Linked DNA regions of Homo sapiens: region 2 is linked to region 1. A link is a loop called in an ENCODE intact Hi-C map of the cell type or tissue named here. Cell type or tissue: endothelial cell of umbilical vein. All regions are shown on one strand. Links, peaks and the distances in the headings refer to the core of each region. The heading gives the core; the rest is flanking DNA. Region 1 holds the start of H2AC1 (H2A clustered histone 1). Region 2 holds the start of SCGN (secretagogin, EF-hand calcium binding protein).

Region 1 (9,613 bases), core at 520-8,519:
GGAAGAAAGAAGCAGAGCCAGGACTCACACAGGACTTCTGACTCAAAAGCCTTTTCTCTCATGAGCCACTGGCCATGTGCGGTGGGCAGAAGTGGCTCTTACTCTCCTCCTCAGGAAACTCCCCAGGGCTGAGGGAGGGGATGTGCTGAAGGGTCAGCAGGTGAAAGCAACCCTCACATAGGCCCATTCTGTAGGAAAGGGCAGAGCCCCTGTGCCCCAACATCTACTGCAGCAGAGGCCAGCACTTGAATAAGAAGTGCTGAGGAAGTGACCAGCACTTCTTTCTGAAGCAAGCCTAAATTAAGGGATAGTAAACCCCAGGAAGGAAACTCTGGACTGCTCCACTAGCATGAAGACAGCCAAAAGGGCACCCAGGGTGCTCTGCAACCTTTTGCTCACAGAAGTGGAGGTGCTGAAGGTGCTTACTCTAAACTGAAAAAGGGATATTCTCTGAACTTTCCTCACTCTTTCCCATCCCCAAACTCGCAGACTGTGATAAGCCATAGTTCCACTATTAGACGGTAATCCCCTGCATGGCAAGATCTTTGTATTTCATGGTATTTCCAGAAACTCAAATTGAATCCAACATAGAATAGGCTCTCAGCAAAGGAGTATTAACGATGATATTAGATTTCTCTAGATAGATAAAGATTTCTCAACCCTGGCACTTTTAGCATTTGGGGGCAGATAATTTTTCTTTTTGGGGAGTTGTCCTATGTAAGATGTTTAGTAGCATCCCTGGCCTTGACTATGAGATGCCGGACCCACCACCAGTTGTGACAACCAAAAATGCTTCCCAACATTGCTGAATGACCATTGGTAGCAAAATCAACCTTGGTTGAGAATCACTGCTTTAGAGGAAGAAATGAACTAACATATCTGAGCCTGGGCTATGTGCTGGATGCTTTATTGATGTGATCTCAGTTTGATCTTCACAATAACCCTGTGAGGTAGGTATTACCATGTACAGCTGAACAGACTGAGGCACAGATTATGTAACTGGTTCAAGAACTCTCAGCTTAGATGTAGCAGAGCTAGATTCTGAAGTAGGCCTGTCAGATTCCTATGCTGACAGGAGGCAGAAATAACAACGGAAACAAGATCTGTACAGGCATTCGTGGGTGTTCTACAACTGTTGTTCACATAATCATCATTCTCATGTCTTTTTCAGTTTACTAAAAGGTTGAAGTCTGAATGTATATTTTAAGCACCGATTTCTATTTTTTCTCCGTAGGACTATTAAATGCAGTATTCATAATTTCACTGTAAATTTTCTCCAGTGTCACTTCAGAAATGTATTAAAAGTCAGATATATTTTCACATGGAATGACTACTGGGCTCCCCCTGGTGTTAGCTTTGATTATATTTGACTTTAAAGGAGCTCATGTGTGACCGCATTTCAAATTAATGAGAGCTTTCTCTAAGAGGCAGTTTAAAAAATTCAGCTGGCTCTCATTGATTGCATTATAAAATTGTTTTATTCAGATTTTGCAAATATTATATTTAAGGGCCTAATGTAACTTAAGTTTTATAATGTTACAAAACAACTAATTTGAATTTGTTGTTCAAATTATTTTTTATGGACCCAAAGAGACATTTGAGAATATGGGAGTAACTGGCAAAAACAAACATATACAGTCATGAGCCACATAACAATGTTTTGCTCAATGCCAGACCACATATATAACGGTGGTCCCATATATTATAACACTATATATTTACTGTACCTTTTCTATGTTTAGATATTCAAATACTTACTATTATGTTACAGTTACCCACAGTGTTCACCACAGTAACATGCTGTACAGAAACCCAGGAGAAATAGGCTATACCCTATAGCCTAGGTGTGTAGCAGGCTCTACCATCTAAGTATGTGTAAGTACACTCTGATGTTAATACAACGAAATCGGCTAATGATAAATTTCTTAGAATGTGTATCCCTGTTGATAAGCAATGTATGATAGATGTGTGTGTGTATATATATATACACACACACACATATATATGTATGATAGATGTGTGTGTATATATATATATGGAAATGTTCAGTCTCACTTTGATGAAAAGAAGTGCAAACCAAAATAATGTGGTAATGCTGTACTCTACCAACTAAACAAATTTTTCTTTAAATAACACCAAATTATGTGAGGGCAAAATAAAATTGAAACAGTCATGCTTTGCTACTGGCCTTCTGGTGCAATAATCTGGAATAGTAACAATATGCAGAAAAAGGCATAAAATCTTGTGTATTCTTTGACCTAATCATCCCATATCTAGGAATGGTTTAAACAAATACTTCAGAAGGAGTTAAAGCTATTTTTGCATAGATGTTCATTACAGCATTGATTGCAATAATAAAATATTGGAAACAGCCTAAGTAGTTAACAGTGATCAGCTTGGCCTGGCCTGGTGGCTCATGCCTGTAATCCCAGCACTTTAGGAGGCTGAGGCAGGTGAATCATCACGTGCCTGTAATTTCAGCTACTCGCGAGGCTGAGGCAGGAGAATCATTTGAACCTGGGAGGCAGAGGTTGCAGTGAGGGGGATGTTGTGCCACTAGACTCCAGCCTGGGTGACAGAGTGAGACTCCGTCTCGAAAAAAGAAAAAAAAATTCCCCCCAAAATATCCCAAACAATGAAAGATGGTATATTTAACTAAATTATGGTACAACCACTTTAGTATAGTTGCAGTTAAGGTGGGCTTTAGAGTCAGACTATCTGGGTTGAAATGCTGGCTCCAGTGCTAGTTCTGTTGCTCCAAAGAAGTTGAATCTCTTCATTGGTAAGGTGGGTATAATAGTAGTACCTAGCTATAGGATTGTTTTGAGGATTAAACAAGATCAAGTGCATAACACATTTAGAAAAAAATGTGTGGTACAAAGTGCTCAGTATATGTCTTGATGCAGCTATTGAAATTGAGAATTTAAAAATAAGAATTATAAAATTACATAACCACTTAAAAATCTAATGTTATGATATATTTCAAAAAACATGATATTGAAAGAGAAAAATGTTCTCTATAAGCATAAAGGTTGGTGGAAAAAATACAAAAATAAGAATAAATATGTCAAAATGGGAAATGATTGATGACCTTTCCACTCTCAATTTTCTATTTTACTATTATCACTTAAATACTAAAAAGTAAGCAGCTGGAACTCAGAAAAAAGTGTTTTAATTTATGTATTCAACCAGTCATTAATTGGTGTCTTCTGTGTTTTAGGCACTGCAAAATTTGGCTCAACAATTAAAACATTCTCATAAAAAGCTTTATAGTTTTATAAATATACAAAGCTTTGTATTTTAGTAGAAGAGACAGGCATAAACATTAACACCTTTAACTAGAATGTGCAACAAGGTCACCAGAAGGACATCTAAATGACTCTAAGATGGGAGGGGGGGAATCGTCAAGGAAAGCTTCACAAATGATGTAATGTATAAACGTATCCTTGAAGGACGCATAGAAACTAATTAAACGAAGAACGGCAAGAACATTCTAGAAAAGTTACACAACTCATAAAGACACAGGTGAATTAAAGTGCAATGGGTTCAAGGAACTGCAAGTAGATTGGTTATGACCACAGCATAGGAGAGTGTGGTAAGAGCCTGGTGAGACAGCTAGGGGGAGCAGTTGAGAGATGTTAATCGGAGAAATGGCAAAGGGAGAGAAGTCCTTATGTATGTAAGACTTGATGATGGGGGGTATGTGGGTGGTGAGTAAGAATAAGGAACTTCGGCTCCAGGAGGACAGGATCTCATCTGATGTGTACAGCACTGTTTCTCCAATGCTGGAAATATCTATCAAAGAGACACTGCAGGAGAAAGAAAACACCGTATGCATGTAGATGTTTGTTTCAGCATTATTTATAATAGTAAAACGATTAGAACTGTGCCTGATACTTCGTAAACTCTCAATATCATAAATCTATGACTCTAAAGTTTAGGGAAGAGGCCGGGCGCGGTGGCTCATGCCTGTAATCCCAGCACTTTGGGAGACCGAGGTGGGCGGATCACCTGAGGTCAGGGTTGGAGATCAGCCTCACCAACACATAGTGAAACCCTGTCTCTACTAAAAATACAAAAGCTAGGCGTAGTGGCACAAGCCTATAGTCCCAGCTACTTGGGAAGCTGAGGCAAGAGAATCGCGTGAATCCAGGAGGCGGAAATTGCAGTGAGCCAAGATAGTGTGGCTGCAATCCAGCCTGGGCGACAGAGAGAAACTCCGTCTCTCAAAAAAAAATATAATAATATTTTTTAAAAAAATAAAGTTTAGGGTAGAGGACTCAGGTTTCTTTGGGACACTTAAGCATATAGATGACAATTAATAACATACATTTTAGAGACAGATAGAAACAGAGGCATACTGGTAGACTGACAGAGACACAGTAAGAGGTTTATGGTTTTGCTATTAAACTCATGAATTATGCTTTAGTGTGTTTTTAACATTCCAATATGTGGTAGGGGTGATTACCTTTTTCCAAGACAGACATATTAAAATATACACTATAATTGTGAATGTATTCTTTGTCATACATTTCTGCTGTTTGTTTTCTATAAAGCTGTGTTTTGGGGTGTTAACACAATGAGAAATAGTGTATCTACCTATATTTTCCGCTTTTAATTTTCAAATTACTTTTTCATTAAATATTATCTCTGCCATTAATTTTGCAAAATAATTTTTTTGGGGGACAGTTTTGTCTGGAATGTAATTTTTCCACTCCTTTTCTTCTAAATGTTCTTCTGTGCCAATAAATTTTAGGTATTTTATAACCAAGGTATAGCTGTGTTTTACTCCTAGTCAAATACTGTCTTTTAAATGGCAAATTTAATCGGTTAAACTTCATTTTGATATTTGGACTCATTTCTAATGTTTGACTTTGCATTCTAATTTGTCATGCCAGTCCTTTCTGATTTCCTGCTTTCCACTGGACTATTTTTTTTTTTTGCTATTACCTTCTTTCTAGTCTACATTAATTTTATTATTTTAGTGGTTACATTTAATATCATAAAATATAAACCTGACTTAAGAAAATATAACAATCAGTATGTCTGTCCTCCTTATAAACAGTACAAGGACATCAACATGCTTTAATTTGTTTCAGCCCCTTTCATCTTCTGTAACTACTCTCCAGTGTTTTTGGTTTTTTTTTTTAATATTCTAGTATTATTGTAGGTTTTTTTTTTTTTACAACTAGTGTATTTATTTAGATAGATTTATACTTTTACCTCTTCCTTTGGCAATATTATTGCTTATTGCATCTCAGTCTTTCTTCTGAGTTCAGTCTTTTTATTTCAGTACATTCTTTAGCATTAATTCTTCTAGTATGAATCTGAGTGGCAAAACTTTCCAATCTTTGTCCAAAAATTATTTCACCCTTACACAAAAAAGAGTTCATCTGAGCACAGAATTTTAAATTGAAAGGTATTTTGCTTTAGAACTTAGAAGGTGTTATTCTATCGTTCCATGACTTCTGTGATTTCTGATGAGAAATCCATAACATTGTAGTGGAGGAAGCAAAACTTTACTTCTACCCTCAGGATATTTTGGTTGGGTTTGAGAATTAAATTGACATGAGAGGTCAACAGGAGAAAAGCATATAAATTTATTGAATGGAAGTTTTACGTGGCACAGGAGTAGGAAATGAAGACCCGAAGACAAAGAATGGAATGCTTATGTGAAGAATCTGACAAAGTGAAGTAAGTTGTGAAAATGTGACAGCAAAGGGGCTTGGGTTAGAGTAATTAATTAGGTGGAGAAGTGACTAGAGAGGTAAGGGTTGGTGTAACAAGGTTTATTTGTACAGATTTTCCTTGGCCTTAATTTTCTGTCCTTGATGAGAATGATACTTTCCTTCTGGTATAGGGAGGGCATCTTTCATCTCCTGCTTTTAAGAAACAAAAGGAAGGTCAGAGTGTATGTGCATCTGCTGTTTTTCAAGTGTCTATCTCCAAATAGTCAATATGTCAGAGTGACATATTTTGAAATGGTGTGTTCTGAATTCCTTCAACGTGATTTATCATAAAAAGTAAAAGGAGGCTGAGCATGGTGGCTCATGCCTGTAATCCCAGCACTTTGGAAGGCCGAGTCGGGCGGATCACCTGAGGTCAGGAGTTCGAGACCAGCCTGCTGAACATGGCAAAACGCTGACTCTACTAACAATACAAAAAAAAAAAAAAAATTCGCTGGGTGTGGTGGCAGGCGCCTGTAATCCCAGCTACTCAGGAGGCTGAGGCAGGAGAATCGCTTGAAGCCGGGAGGCGGAGGTTGCAGTGAGCTGAGATGGTGCCATTGCACTCCAGCCTGGGTGATAAGAACAAAACTCCGTCCCTGCCCTCCCCACCCAAAAAAAAAAAAAAGTAAAGGGAAAAAAGTGGCATATATTTGTCTCAGTTGCTGCTGAAGTTTTATTGTTAATAGCCAATATTTATTTTTAATTAACAACTTTTAGCAATTTTGGAATTACACAAATCCCATAAAAACCCAGCATTAGGCATAAGACAGTGTCATATTAGTCTGATTATAATAAAAAATAAGTCAGCCGGGCATGGTTGCTCACGTCTGTAATCCCAGCACTTTAGGATAAGGCCAAGGTGGGTGGTCAGGAGTTCGAGACCAGCCTGGCCAACATGGTGAAACCCCGTCTGTGCTAAAGATATAAACATTAGCCAGACATGATGGTACATGCCTGTAATCCCAGCTACTTGGGAGAATGAGGGAGGAGAATCGCTTGAATCCAGGAGGCAGAGGCTGCAGTGAGCTGAGATCAGGCCACTGCACTCGTCTGTGCGACAGAGGAAGGCTGTTGGGGGGGAAAATAAGTCAATATCACCATTTTTATTATCACGTGTAACTATTAGACAATGCATTTAGACAAAGTCAACTATTTAAAACAACAGGACAAAATTATATGATTTTTCTGCCTACCTGGAAAACCACAGAGGAAAAAAGCTGGACAACAGAAATGACAGAATAAGGAAGGAAATACAAACCAGTACGAATATCAAGAATGTTCTATCTGTAAAACATCGTCAATCAGAAAACATAATAAAAGAAACCCTTCTAATATTTCCCCAAAATACAGTAATAAAAAAGAATACCTGGAGATAAACTCTATGAAACGTGTGAAAGTTCTATAAGAAGAAATCAAGGCTGGGTGCGGTGGCTAACACTTGTAATCCCAGCACTTTGGGAGGCTGAGGCTGGCGGATCACCTGAGGTCAGGAGTTGGAGACCAGCCTGGCCAACATGGCGAAACCCTGTCTCTACTAACAATACAAAAGTTAGCTGGGCGTGGGGCAGGCGCCCGTAATCCCAGCTACTCAGGAGGCTGAGGTAGGAGAATCACTTGAACCTGGGAGCTGGAGGTTGTAATGAGCCGAGATCACGCCACTGCACTCCAGCCTGGGTGACAGAGCGAGACTCTGGCTCCAAAAAAAGAAGAATCAGAAACTTCTGTAGGTAAATTGTTTTGAAAAATCAAGGGGGCATGTCTCCTGTAACATGTATTCACAATTTTTTAATATATTTTATTCTATCTAAACATTTAGTTTAATGCAATTTTAATAGGATTGCATTAGAGATAGAAATAAAAGTATTATGTAGTGCATTTGGAATAAAAGAATACACAGGTTCTCTTCTATAAAGTCAAGTCCCTCCTCCTCTGCCTTGGCAAGTCTGAGAAGTTAAGTGCCACTTTCTTGACAAAGTATCTACATTAATTACTTGGAATTCATCTGTTTAGGTTTGTCTTATATCCTGATTTTAAGTTTTACATTTGCCATGTTCTAAATATTACCCAGTTTTATTCAACATATAGTTGCCATTTCTGTTTTCAAATATCTTCAATTTTTGCCGTCCCTAACTGCATCCCTTATTTATTATGTATGCAGGTTAATTCATACTTTTGTAACTTGATTGTCCTTACTCGGCATGTTTTATTTTATAGAACTTTACCTGCTTCTATACATGCCTTATTATGTGTAGACATCAAGTGTTTAGCAGTTTTTTTTTTGGTAACCAAATGATTTTTTTTTTTTTTGAGGTAAGGTCAACTGTTGAATATCGTACAATAATTTTTAATTTAGTTATTTGGCAGCGTTACTGAATGGGTTTTGCTTTTCACTTTCTCTTGGTGTTTACAGCACAAACTGCAAACACAGATCAACAAACTATTTTGCCTCTTTTCAACAGTCAAAACTTTTGAAGCATATACTCTTCCAAATTTCTAAACTTCAAATTATGTTCGGCCTTCTAGTCCCATTCCTGCCTGAGTCTAACACTAGTATCTCACCATCACATATGGCGTAAGGCTTCTTTTTGACATATTTTACTTACATTTTAAGAAATAATTCTATTATTCTTTACAAAGTACGTGAAACCACAGGTATCAAATATATATGCTTACCCAAATTTTAAGATTAACTTACTTACATGCCACATTTAATTATGAGTATTTCGTGAAACTACCATATTTGAAAGGAAATTCTCTAAAATGTACTTTAACCAGCCAGACTGATGTTACCTGGATTTAAACAGGAAGATTACACCTCTCCTGCTTGTAATGCAATTTTCACTTCCATGTGTAACCCTTAACATAACTAACATACATAAATCTAGTTTGAGATAGTCTCGCTCATGTCACCCAGACTGGAGTGCAGTGGAGCAATCAATCTTCGTTCACTGTAACTTTCGCCTCCCGGACTCATGAACAACCCTCCCACCGCAGCCTCCCGAACAGCTGGGACTACAGGCCTGCATCACCAGACCCAGCTAGTTTCTGTGGGGACAGGGTCTCAATTATGTTAACGGTCAAGCCCCAGGCTTGAACGACCCTCCCGCTCCAACCTCCACTGAAGTGCAAGTACTGACTGCTCACAAGCGTTAAGCCACCTCGCCCAGTGACATATATAACCAAAATTACCTCAAACTAATGGCCGATGGAACGCTCCTTGAAAATTCAGTCCCCGTACATTCCCGAAATGCGCTTAAACGGGCATTTGTGACAGGCAAGTAAGATGGCTGGTTAACAGCAGTAACGTTTTGTAACGTACAGCCTTTTTCTGAGACGGTAGGTGGCTCTGAAAAGAGCCTTTTGTTTTTTCTGACACAGAAGTCTTTTTACCAATGACAACCTTAAGTTACTTGCTTTGGGCTTTATGGTGGTGACTCTCAGTCTTCTTGGGCAGCAGCACTGCCTGAATGTTAGGCAGGACTCCGCCCTGGGCAATGGTCACGCCGCCCAAAAGCTTATTGAGTTCCTCATCATTGCGGATCGCTAGCTGCAGGTGGCGGGGAATAATGCGAGTTTTTTTGTTATCGCGAGACGCATTGCCTGCCAGCTCAAGGATTTCTGCTGTGAGATACTCTAACACTGCCGCCAAATACACTGGTGCGCCTGCCCCTATCCGCTCTGCATAGTTTCCCTTACGAAGCAGACGATGGATCCGGCCTACGGGAAACTGCAAACCCGCTCTAGAAGAGCGAGACTTAGACTTGGCGCGTGCTTTTCCTCCCTGCTTCCCTCGTCCAGACATCTCCTCGCATCAAATTGCAGCAACACGAGAACCACATTTCTAGGGCTGCTACTGGGCCTATTTATAGTCTGACTGAGGTTGG
Region 2 (9,613 bases), core at 1,076-9,075, 69 kb before region 1:
CCATTTGTTTAGTAAGTACTATGTATCAGACTTGGTGCTGAGATAAAACTTCTATATAATTTAGGAATGTAGACCCAGAAGGGGAAAAATAGGAAGAAAATAAATTTTAAAAGCTACACTATGCATTTGTATTATTAAGTTTGTAAGAAGATGGCTGTATAAGTGGCTGGAAAAATATTTACAGTTTCAACTTACTTTAACAGACCTAGAGCTTTTAAAGCACTGGTTTTGTGCTTTAGTACAGGTTACAAAAATCTTCTTTCATAATTTAGTGATATCAACTCCTTAAGAAAAGATGGTATCATTGGGGTAATATAGAATACTAAATAGTCACTGTTTGCAAGACACAGTGCCAGATGCTATGTTCTGTGGGGTAGGAAGGGGAGAGAGGACAAGAAATTTTGAAGAGCCACTTGAGTGTGATAGGCTTTTAACTTTAACACTTAGCCCACCTCTTAAAAAATCCCAAATTACCCCAAACAACCACCTATAAAATCACTATTAACTACTACTTTAAACTATTCAAAGATTTTTATTTTTATTGTTAGTAATGGTGTAAAAAGGTATCTCTTCCACTGCTAATAGCAGTATAAATCAGTAAAATTCAGCTGGAGACCACTTTTAACCTTATGTTATAAAGACTTACGATGTTATACATTGTTTAGCCCAGCACTTGTGCATTTAGAACTTTATCCCGAAGAAATAATTACTAGAGTGTGCAAACATTTAGCTGTAACAGCAGAGGTTTATGATAGTGAAAACCTAGGGACAATTGAAAAGTCTAAAAAGAGGATATTAAATAAATTATGATAATACTGACATTAAAATAATATCATAGAAGAATATTTAATGACATGCTTCATAATATTAAGTGAAATGAGCAAGTTACAGAGCAGTATAATCTACTTTTTCTGCATATAAAAAATTACTGTAAGGACATAAACCCATATGTTATTATTGCTAGTTATCTCTAGATGTCAAAATTATGGAAGAAAGTTTTCTTTCTTGTTTTGTAGTTTTTCTAATCTATATTGTTTAAATTATCTGTACTATTCATGTGATTGCAAAGGAAACAGTAAAATGTATATATTTTAAAAATAACTCTATTTCTAGTGTTTTCTTATTATCTTATGAAAACCACTGTCCAATTTCTTTTGTTCTGCTTGCATGGCCCTTTGGAACTGGTGTGGCTTTAAACCAAGGCTGTCTCTTTGAATTCTAAGGTCTACTATACAGTCTGTGAGATGTCTACAGAGCTTGAATGTTCAACAACATATGAAGATGAGTATTGTTTATATTTCCAGTTAGAAATATCATTCTGAGTTTGTAAAAAGATGCAGATATTTTAGCTTAAAATTGAATGGATGCATCAGAGTTAATTAGCAATGCTTCAAATTACAGACCACTGCCTCTTCTTGTGCAACTAACCATCAATTAGCTATGCTAATGAGAAAAGCAGGAAATGATTGCAGGAGAAAATGAAATCAGTAGGGAAAAAAGAAAAACAACTGATTTTAGTCTCTAGTTTCAGCCATCAATTGTCAAAACTTACCAGGATTACATATAAGTATAAATTCTAACCTCTCTTTGAAAGAGGCAGTGTATTAATAAGAAAGTAATGTTAATTCTTTAGAAGTTTTTTCTTTTCTCGATTATCCTTCAGAGATGCCATACCTAAATAATAAAATGACCAGAATATGAGCAGCAGGAAACTTATAGACAAAAGGTTCGTCAGTGGTTCTAGTGTAATCCCTAGGGGAACACTTAAAAAAATATCAGCATAGAGGTCTTTCTCCAAACCATTTAAATCAGAATCTCTGTGGAAGGTGCTAATTAATCCATAAGATGCAAAATGTATTTCAACTTGATTCCAGCTGCTGAATATTTGCTTTACTCTGAGTTCTCTTTTTGGACAGGAAGGGACTCTGATAAACCACCTCTGGTTCTTTCATCCCCACCTCCATCACTCCATTTTTAGGCAGGAGAACTTTCCCAATGAGACAGTCTTACAGGTGTCTCCTGTAGGATCTTTAAATACCTTCCTACTGGCTCTCTTCTCTGTTAAGGGCTTGGATGATTTTCTCAAAGAGAAACTTTTATGAGGGAATGCAGGATTCCTAAGCAGTATCTCCCTACCCAGTGCCATGATAAATATTTGGATGCAAAGAAAACAGGAAATAAGTCATTGAATGGAGATTGCAGCTCCCCAGAGAGCTCCAGATGACAGGCTCCTGGAAAGTGTTCCAAGTTCTGTTTGTTCTCCAGTCCTGAGAACAGTAATCTTTGCGGCTGTACTTTTCCTCTTCTTTCCCTAGATTTCACTTTTACAACTTTAAAAAAGTATAATAGCTTGCATTATATGCTTACTGCACAAAGTTTTAAGACAAAAGAATTACAAATAGCAAAATTGAAATCATCTGTGAGCCTCCCTCTTCCCCACTCCAGAGAAACATATCATTAATGTCATTAATGTATATCTTCCATGTTTTCTATGTGTAGAAACATGTATTTTATTTTACAGAATTGAGTCATCATATATGTACACTTTTGTAACTTGCTTTTTAATCTTAACCTTATGTTTTGAGTTTTCTGGATCATCAAGCTTCAAAATCAAGATTTCTGTGTATGCAGCAAAGCCCATCATAGATATTTACTATCATTTATTTAACCATCCCTCCACATTAGATCTTGATTATTACTTCTGAAATCTGCCTTGTTTTATCTTTTTCCACTATTTATCAGAAAACAAGATCAGCCCTGGTGGGTTCATACCAATTACTTTTCCTAACTGGTGCTTGACATTGTATCCACTAATTTCCTAAAGTCACAGATGATAATTACAGATACTGAACCCTTACACCCTCCTATGCTACATATGCTTTTCTCCAATTTTTGTAACCAGCACTTGCTTAATCGGTGATAATACTGCTTTTCTTCCTTTAGGCTAAGCCACACTCCTCAAAAATCCTGAAGTTTACTTCACCGTCTTCCAAATATGTATGTATGTATGGAAGATTCATCATTTTAGTAGCTAACTTACACTGAATGTTACTGTATATACTGTGACAATAGGTTTATATGATTTTTTAATTTGACCTTTATGATAATAACACGGGGTAAATACTACTATTATTCCCATTTTACAAAGAAAGTGAGGCTTCTTTTGAGTAACTTGCCCAATATCACACACAACTAGTAAGAGGCAAAGCTGGGCCCTGAACCCAGAACTGTTTTCTTCTGAACCATTTTTTTCATTATTATTAACTAAAGTCCGTGTTTATTAAAATTTTCTTAATTTTTACCTAATGGCCTTTTTCTGTTCCGGCATCACACCCAGGATAAAACATTACATTTCTTTGTCATTTTTCATTAGGTTCCTCTTGGCTATGACAATCTCTTAGACTTTACTTGTTTTCTCTAACAGAGTCATCCCTCATCAGCTACAACACCATAGCAGATATAATTCATTGTGCATTACTATGTATGGTTCTGATCCTCACAGCAACCCTCCAAAACAGATGTTTTAATCCTCATTTTATAGATAAGAAAATTGAGGCTTAGGGAGATGAGAACTAATGGTGCAGTTCACAAAGCTGGTAAATAATGGAACTCAGATCCTGACCCAGGACTATCTGACCTTGAGTGTCATGTTCTTTTCACTACTCTGGTTTAGATGACTTATACATGCATGCTTTTTATAAATAAATCTGAATGCTAAAACCAGAGTCAGGGTGCCATAAAGAAAAGTTACATCTGGTTCAACTTTCTTATCTAATATCCAAGCACTTTCTATAGATTATCCAACGAAAATTTCTAAATATATAGTCAAAAGGTATCAGTGTAGTTTGTACACGTTTCCACAAAGCCTTGCCCAATTTTGAACAGTCCTGATTGTTAGAAAGCTCTGTGTTCCTCCAACTGATTTTTATCCTTTGGTCTTAATGTGGCTCTTAGGAGCCAAACACAATCATCTAAGCCTTCTACCTAAGTACCCTGCAGGCAGACACATCTCCCCCAGACTCTCTTTTCCTGGCAGAGTACGGCTTAGTTTATATTTTCCTCAGCATCCTAATGATGCTACTTTAAATCACAGTGACTTGCAGTATCCCTGTTTAGTTGCAAGTCCTTATAGTGCATTTTGGTACAGCAATGTGTATGTCCTATACAATCAGGACTCAATAATTGCTGTTGACTTCTTCCTTAAAGGGAACCACTTACCACCATCACCATCCCTTCTCGCCTCCCCTCTCCACACACTACATTTCTAAATCCTCAAGTCCAAAGGACCCTAACACTGACACTTCTTGCAACCCTTTAAATGAGGCAGCTCTCCCTAGAAAACCCCTTGAGACACAAGTTTGGAAAGTGAGTCAAACGTAAGAGGGATGTCTTCTCCGAGTCTGAGAAGCAAGTTAAAGGGCAAAAGCAGTGAGCCGTGGACGCCTGGAGACAGTTTCTTTCTTCCTGAATTCCCCAAAGCGCAGAGACAGACAGGATCTGCCAGGACAGCGCGCAGGGCGGGGCGGGGACAGGCGCGCCAGGAGCGGGGCGGGCTTCCAGCCGCTGGTTTTGCTGAGGGCTGAGGGACGGCTCAGCGACGCCACGGCCAGCAGCGCTCGCGTCCTCCCCAGCAACAGTTACTCAAAGCTAATCAGATAGCGAAAGAAGCAGGAGAGCAAGTCAAGAAATACGGTGAAGGAGTCCTTCCCAAAGTTGTCTAGGTCCTTCCGCGCCGGTGCCTGGTCTTCGTCGTCAACACCATGGACAGCTCCCGGGAACCGACTCTGGGGCGCTTGGACGCCGCTGGCTTCTGGCAGGTCTGGCAGCGCTTTGATGCGGATGGTGAGTAGAACAAGCCACTTGCACACTCAGGTGTAGACGTGGCTCCAAGCTCAGCCCGCTGAAAGGACCTGGAGTTTCCCCTTTACTGTAGGAAAAGTTATCGACCTGGGTTGTTAATGCAGTGTACCTAATACAGTATCATTAACAGACGTTTGGCATACTGGTGATACACATCTATATACCTTGTTAAAATTCTGGGTGGTGAATTTCCACTTTCCCCTTTCCAATCTCTCTTTGTGTGCGAGCGCGCCATATATATGGTAGACATACATATATATTGTATATACAATGACTAATATCATTGTATATGTTCAAGGCTTGTGGGCTGAGACTCAGCTATTTGAAGTCATCCTTCCCTAAATGGGCTCACTTTTACGCAGTGACTTTGCTGTACACCCCTCACTCTCTCAAAATGAGAATAAATTTTATCAGCTTTCAAAACGACTCCTCCACCAAAAAACTACTTGAAAATAAAATGGAACTACTTAATATTTGTTTTTATTAATAAAGAAATAAAATATCTAAAAGGTGTGTTTTAACTCTGCAAACTGGGATTCAATACTTACACCTGTTAAGTTTCTCCAAGCTTCAGAAATTTTGGGGTTAAATTTTATTGGAAAGTTCACGTTTATTCATTGATTAAAATTCATGTACTTAATAGCCTTCCTTTTCCAAGCACTAATATAAACCCTAGCATAAAGCACGTATTCTGGAACAGTGTTTACTGTTCAAACCCATGTATTCTAGAGGTAGGTGTTGGCACTTTGTTATTGGAATAACAAAAAATAGTGTTGAGGGAAGCTTTATGAATTGTGAGATTAAAAACATATTTAGATAAATACTGTCATGTGTTTTTTATATGTTAGTATTATTTATGTTTATTTTCTCACATTTAGAAAAAGGTTACATAGAAGAGAAGGAACTCGATGCTTTCTTTCTCCACATGTTGATGAAACTGGGTACTGATGTAAGTACTTGCACACTAAGCCTTAATTTATGCCTCTTAGTAAGATACGCACATCCAAGTCTTATATTGATTGGTACCTATTAATTCCAACTCACCTCCTTTCTTCCTTGCATGTATGTAATTTCTCCCCCTCTCCTAGCAACATAGAGGGATTTAGGCAGTTTTTATAAAAGGTGCAACTGTAGCATTAGACATGCTGGTTACTGACTTTCAGTGTAACATCTGTCATCCACTCAGAGATCCTAACTGTAGACTCAGTTAACTTGGTCTTGAACGTCTCCTTGGTTATGTCTCTGCTAATTGATTTATACCTGGGGGTAAAGTAGCCCACTTTGTTCAAAAAGCTGGAAAAGATGTTAAGCACATTAAGATTTTGGGTGTTTAATATGTATGATACTCCTCTGATAGCAAACCACAAACCATTTAAAATCATTTATCCATTATTCATTTTATTAGAAGAGGTTACAGATTTTTCAGGGAATGACAAACCAGAAAACAACCAGCATACTCAGAGCCCAGATACAAATGGAAGCCAATCTATCTAGTGTCCATCTGATGGTAAATATGTCCTTGGGAGATGTAAATGAACTCTTGAAAGTCTCTCTATCAAAGCAGAGAAAAATTTTACACAGAAACACATGAGCGGAGGACAGCCTGGGGATGGGCTCGATCTGATGAAAGCTCCAGTAGGGCATTCATAGTAGAAGGAGACGCTCTAGGGACAATTGAATTTAAATGAATGATGGAGATAGTTTGTCCTTATCATTCAGCTGTTTATCTGAAGAATAGAAGTGCATCACATTCTCATGTGAGAGCTCAGTGAGGGAACAAGGAGCTCTTCACCACTGTTGAGAACATGGGGAGGGTATGTGGGGGGCAGGGGAAGCTGGTTCAGAAACAAAAGGGCTGGCTTCCGCCTTCTTCAGCCACACAGATCTCTTGGTCCCCCTCTACTTCTGTCTGCCTCTCATATTCTGTCTGTCTCTCTTTTTTATGTCTATCTCTGTCATTTTTCTGCTCACTTCTGTTTCTTATCTCTGTGTTTCATGGCTCTCATCTCCTACTGTTTCTTGCCTTTCTCTCTGACCTCTCTGTTGCCCATCTTTCTTGTCTCTGTTTCTCATTTGTTTCTCCATCTCTCTGTCTCTGTGTTTTCCCATTCTTTTTCCAGTCTCTCTGCTTCTCAAAGCTCTTTTGGTCTTTCCTCTCCCCATGTCTTTTATTTCTCCTTTCTTCTTTCTTTCCCATCTCTCTTTTTGACCTTCATTTCTTTTCTCCACATTTTCTCCTTCACCCTTTTCTTTGTCTCTTATCTCCCTTTTTCTGTACCTTTTATTGCTCTTTGTCTGCCTGCACTCCACCCCTTACCCTGTGCAGCCTGTGAAGTGAAAGGATCAGCAGACGAGAAGGATAGAGACACAAGTCCCTTCTTTCCTCTGGTCAGACCACTTGCGCACACTCCTCTTTATCCTTCATTCTTGTACCTACACAAGCTACAGGTAGAGCTGAGGAAGCCTCCCCCAAGTGAGGCTTCTGCTTCAATCTAGCCAGCCACTTTCACGTGCTAGCAGCCCATGGTGAAGCCCACCAGCCTTGCCCACAGGGCTTCTACTTATATCTGTAAATGTAAGGTTCATCGTGTTCCAGAAACCCATCTTATCTATCATGGACATGGGTATTTGAGGAAAGCAAAAAGACAAAGTTAAAACCATTCAAAATCTTGGAATAAATGGGATGGCCAGCTCCTAAAAATCTGTCCTCAGGGACCTGGAACTTCTCACCTTTTCAGAGGGCTCCTTGTTCTAGTCATTTATAAAAGGGAGGAGAAAAATTGCTGTCACTGTTGAAGCTGGAGTATCTAATATTCATTCATCGAGTTGGGGTCTGCACTAAGATGAGGATGCTGTGAGATATCTTCATCTGAGATTTTGGCTAACCTTAGAAGCATTGTTGCCATTGTGAGAGAAAAGAGGGATGTCATCTCTTGCAGCTTGGCTGTTTTTATCATTGCCCCTATCTCAGACCTGGTCCATGGACTAATGCTCTTACACAGGGGCAAGCATAATCCTCGAGGAAAGAGGACAGCAAAGGACTCACTGGTGTCCTGCGCAACTGCATTCAGTGCAAATATCTCTGAGGCTGGAACGGGGGTTGGAAGTTCTCATAATCCTTAACCTAGTGCAAATCAAATTTCAGTATGCCTGAGAATTATATTTTTTTGTTAAAATGCAGACCCCTAGGTCTCATCCTGTAGGTATTTAAATACATTTGGGGTCTGCCAAAGATCTTTCATTTTAAAAGCACTCAAAGTCAGTTAGCATGTTTTTTTACCCTTTTTTCCTCTAGGAACAGTGACTTTTGGAGAGGGGATTCTGATATAATTAGGCCAATCCCACTGAGCTGTGGCAATAGCCTCAGGCACATCTCATGAGCACTTGGCTGGGAAGAAAGCTTTTGGAGCCAGGATGATAAGTTTGAACTCTTAACTAGAAATGATATCATCTGCCATTGGATGCCTTTCAAAACGCTGAGGCATTACTCTGGGGAGTGTGTTTGCAGGGACTTTCACTGGGCACTCCATGCTACCTGGACAACCATGATTAAGGAAGCTATTCCTAATTTTGGGTTTTGTCTCTGATGAGTAATAAGTAGGCCTTAAGCAAGTTCTTAACAATAGGGCAGGACTTCCAAAATGGAAGGCCCTTCAGTTGAGGAACAGTCACCATTTGATTGTGACACCTGCTTTTGATTGGTAATGCCCAGTGAGTACAGAATCCAGCAGCAGGGAGGCCTCCACAATCAGGCAGCCCCTTGCTCTGGTGTTCAGCAGTGGTAAGCCAACCTTCAGAGGCATGAATAGCTCTACTTTCCTCTGATGATTAGCGGATCACAGAGATCTCAGAAGAAGGTATTTTGAGGTTTCTAACAGCAAGCTGCCTGCTAGTCTATCCAGGAGAGCAACCAGCCTGCTTGTAATTACCTATTCCTCAGAGCCTCGGAGGGGATTGACTTAATGGAACCATCAGCTGCAATTGCTGCTGTTTCTGTTACTCCCTGCAAACCTTTTCTTTCCAAATGCTGAGATTTTAGCCAGTTCATGGATAAACATCAGATTCTATGTGTACATACCCCTCACATACAGACTGTACCACATCCTGGGCCTCTTTCAATACTTCAGGGATTATAGTACCCTGCTGTAGCCTAGCGTCTCAGATAAGGACTGATGGGAAATTACAACAGAGGAAGCCCCAGTTTCTTTTGCTTTAGGTCAAAGGGATAGTCATGAGCTTTGGGGTTAGGGGTCTGAGAAGACAGAAGCCAAGATTCTGTGTCCTCAAACTAAAGGTAATGTAGAATCTGGCCACTGTTACTTTGACTTCACATTTATTTACTTTAAAATCTAATTTTTCACCAACATGACCTATGTTAGTTAACTTCCTTTGGGAATTCCCAGCCCATCATAAAGAATCATTTATTCATCCAATGGATCCTGTGTTCCAGAGATAAAGAAATGAATGTTATACTTGTGGAGTTCTTAATCTAAAAGATCAAGCTGAATTTCAAAGTGAAGTTCGACCCTGTTGAGTGATTTCCATTGTGCTTTTCCTGTATGGTACATGAACCCTCAAATGTAAGCACACACAAAATCTTTAGTGCTGAAACTAGACAGGTTAATCCCACCACGATTAGTGGGGTATCACATGAGGTAACCTGGTTGACAGAAGAACCTGGAGTCTCAAAGAACCTGTTCACCTTCCACAGAGAATAAAAAAAATGTACCTATTGTCTCTGAAGACCCACTCC

Evidence for each region. A loop is a pair of places that touch in the nucleus more often than their neighbours do. Peaks named below come from ENCODE experiments on the same cell type or tissue, not always from the same donor. Only the 100,000 strongest peaks of a DNase experiment are listed, where the experiment ranks them.
Region 2: a loop joins it to region 1, with 2.5 times the contacts of the local background. A loop is called at or near these places in 2 of 110 quality-filtered maps.

The regions. Positions count from the first base shown.
Region 1 is chr6:25,716,997-25,726,609 of GRCh38, forward strand. It overlaps H2AC1 (H2A clustered histone 1), which reads right to left and starts at 9,566. Exons shown (of 1, transcript NM_170745.3): 1 at 9,067-9,566. The coding sequence starts at 9,531. The coding sequence ends at 9,136. It also overlaps a transcript of SLC17A1 not described here. In endothelial cell of umbilical vein, for the core only: CTCF peaks have their summits at 1,361 (motif pointing left) and 3,608; DNase peaks (open chromatin) are centred at 1,325 and 3,625.
Region 2 is chr6:25,647,644-25,657,256 of GRCh38, forward strand. It overlaps SCGN (secretagogin, EF-hand calcium binding protein), which reads left to right and starts at 4,572. Exons shown (of 11, transcript NM_006998.4): 1 at 4,572-4,842; 2 at 5,739-5,809. The coding sequence starts at 4,761. In endothelial cell of umbilical vein, for the core only: no CTCF peak of the experiment used is centred there; a DNase peak (open chromatin) is centred at 4,768.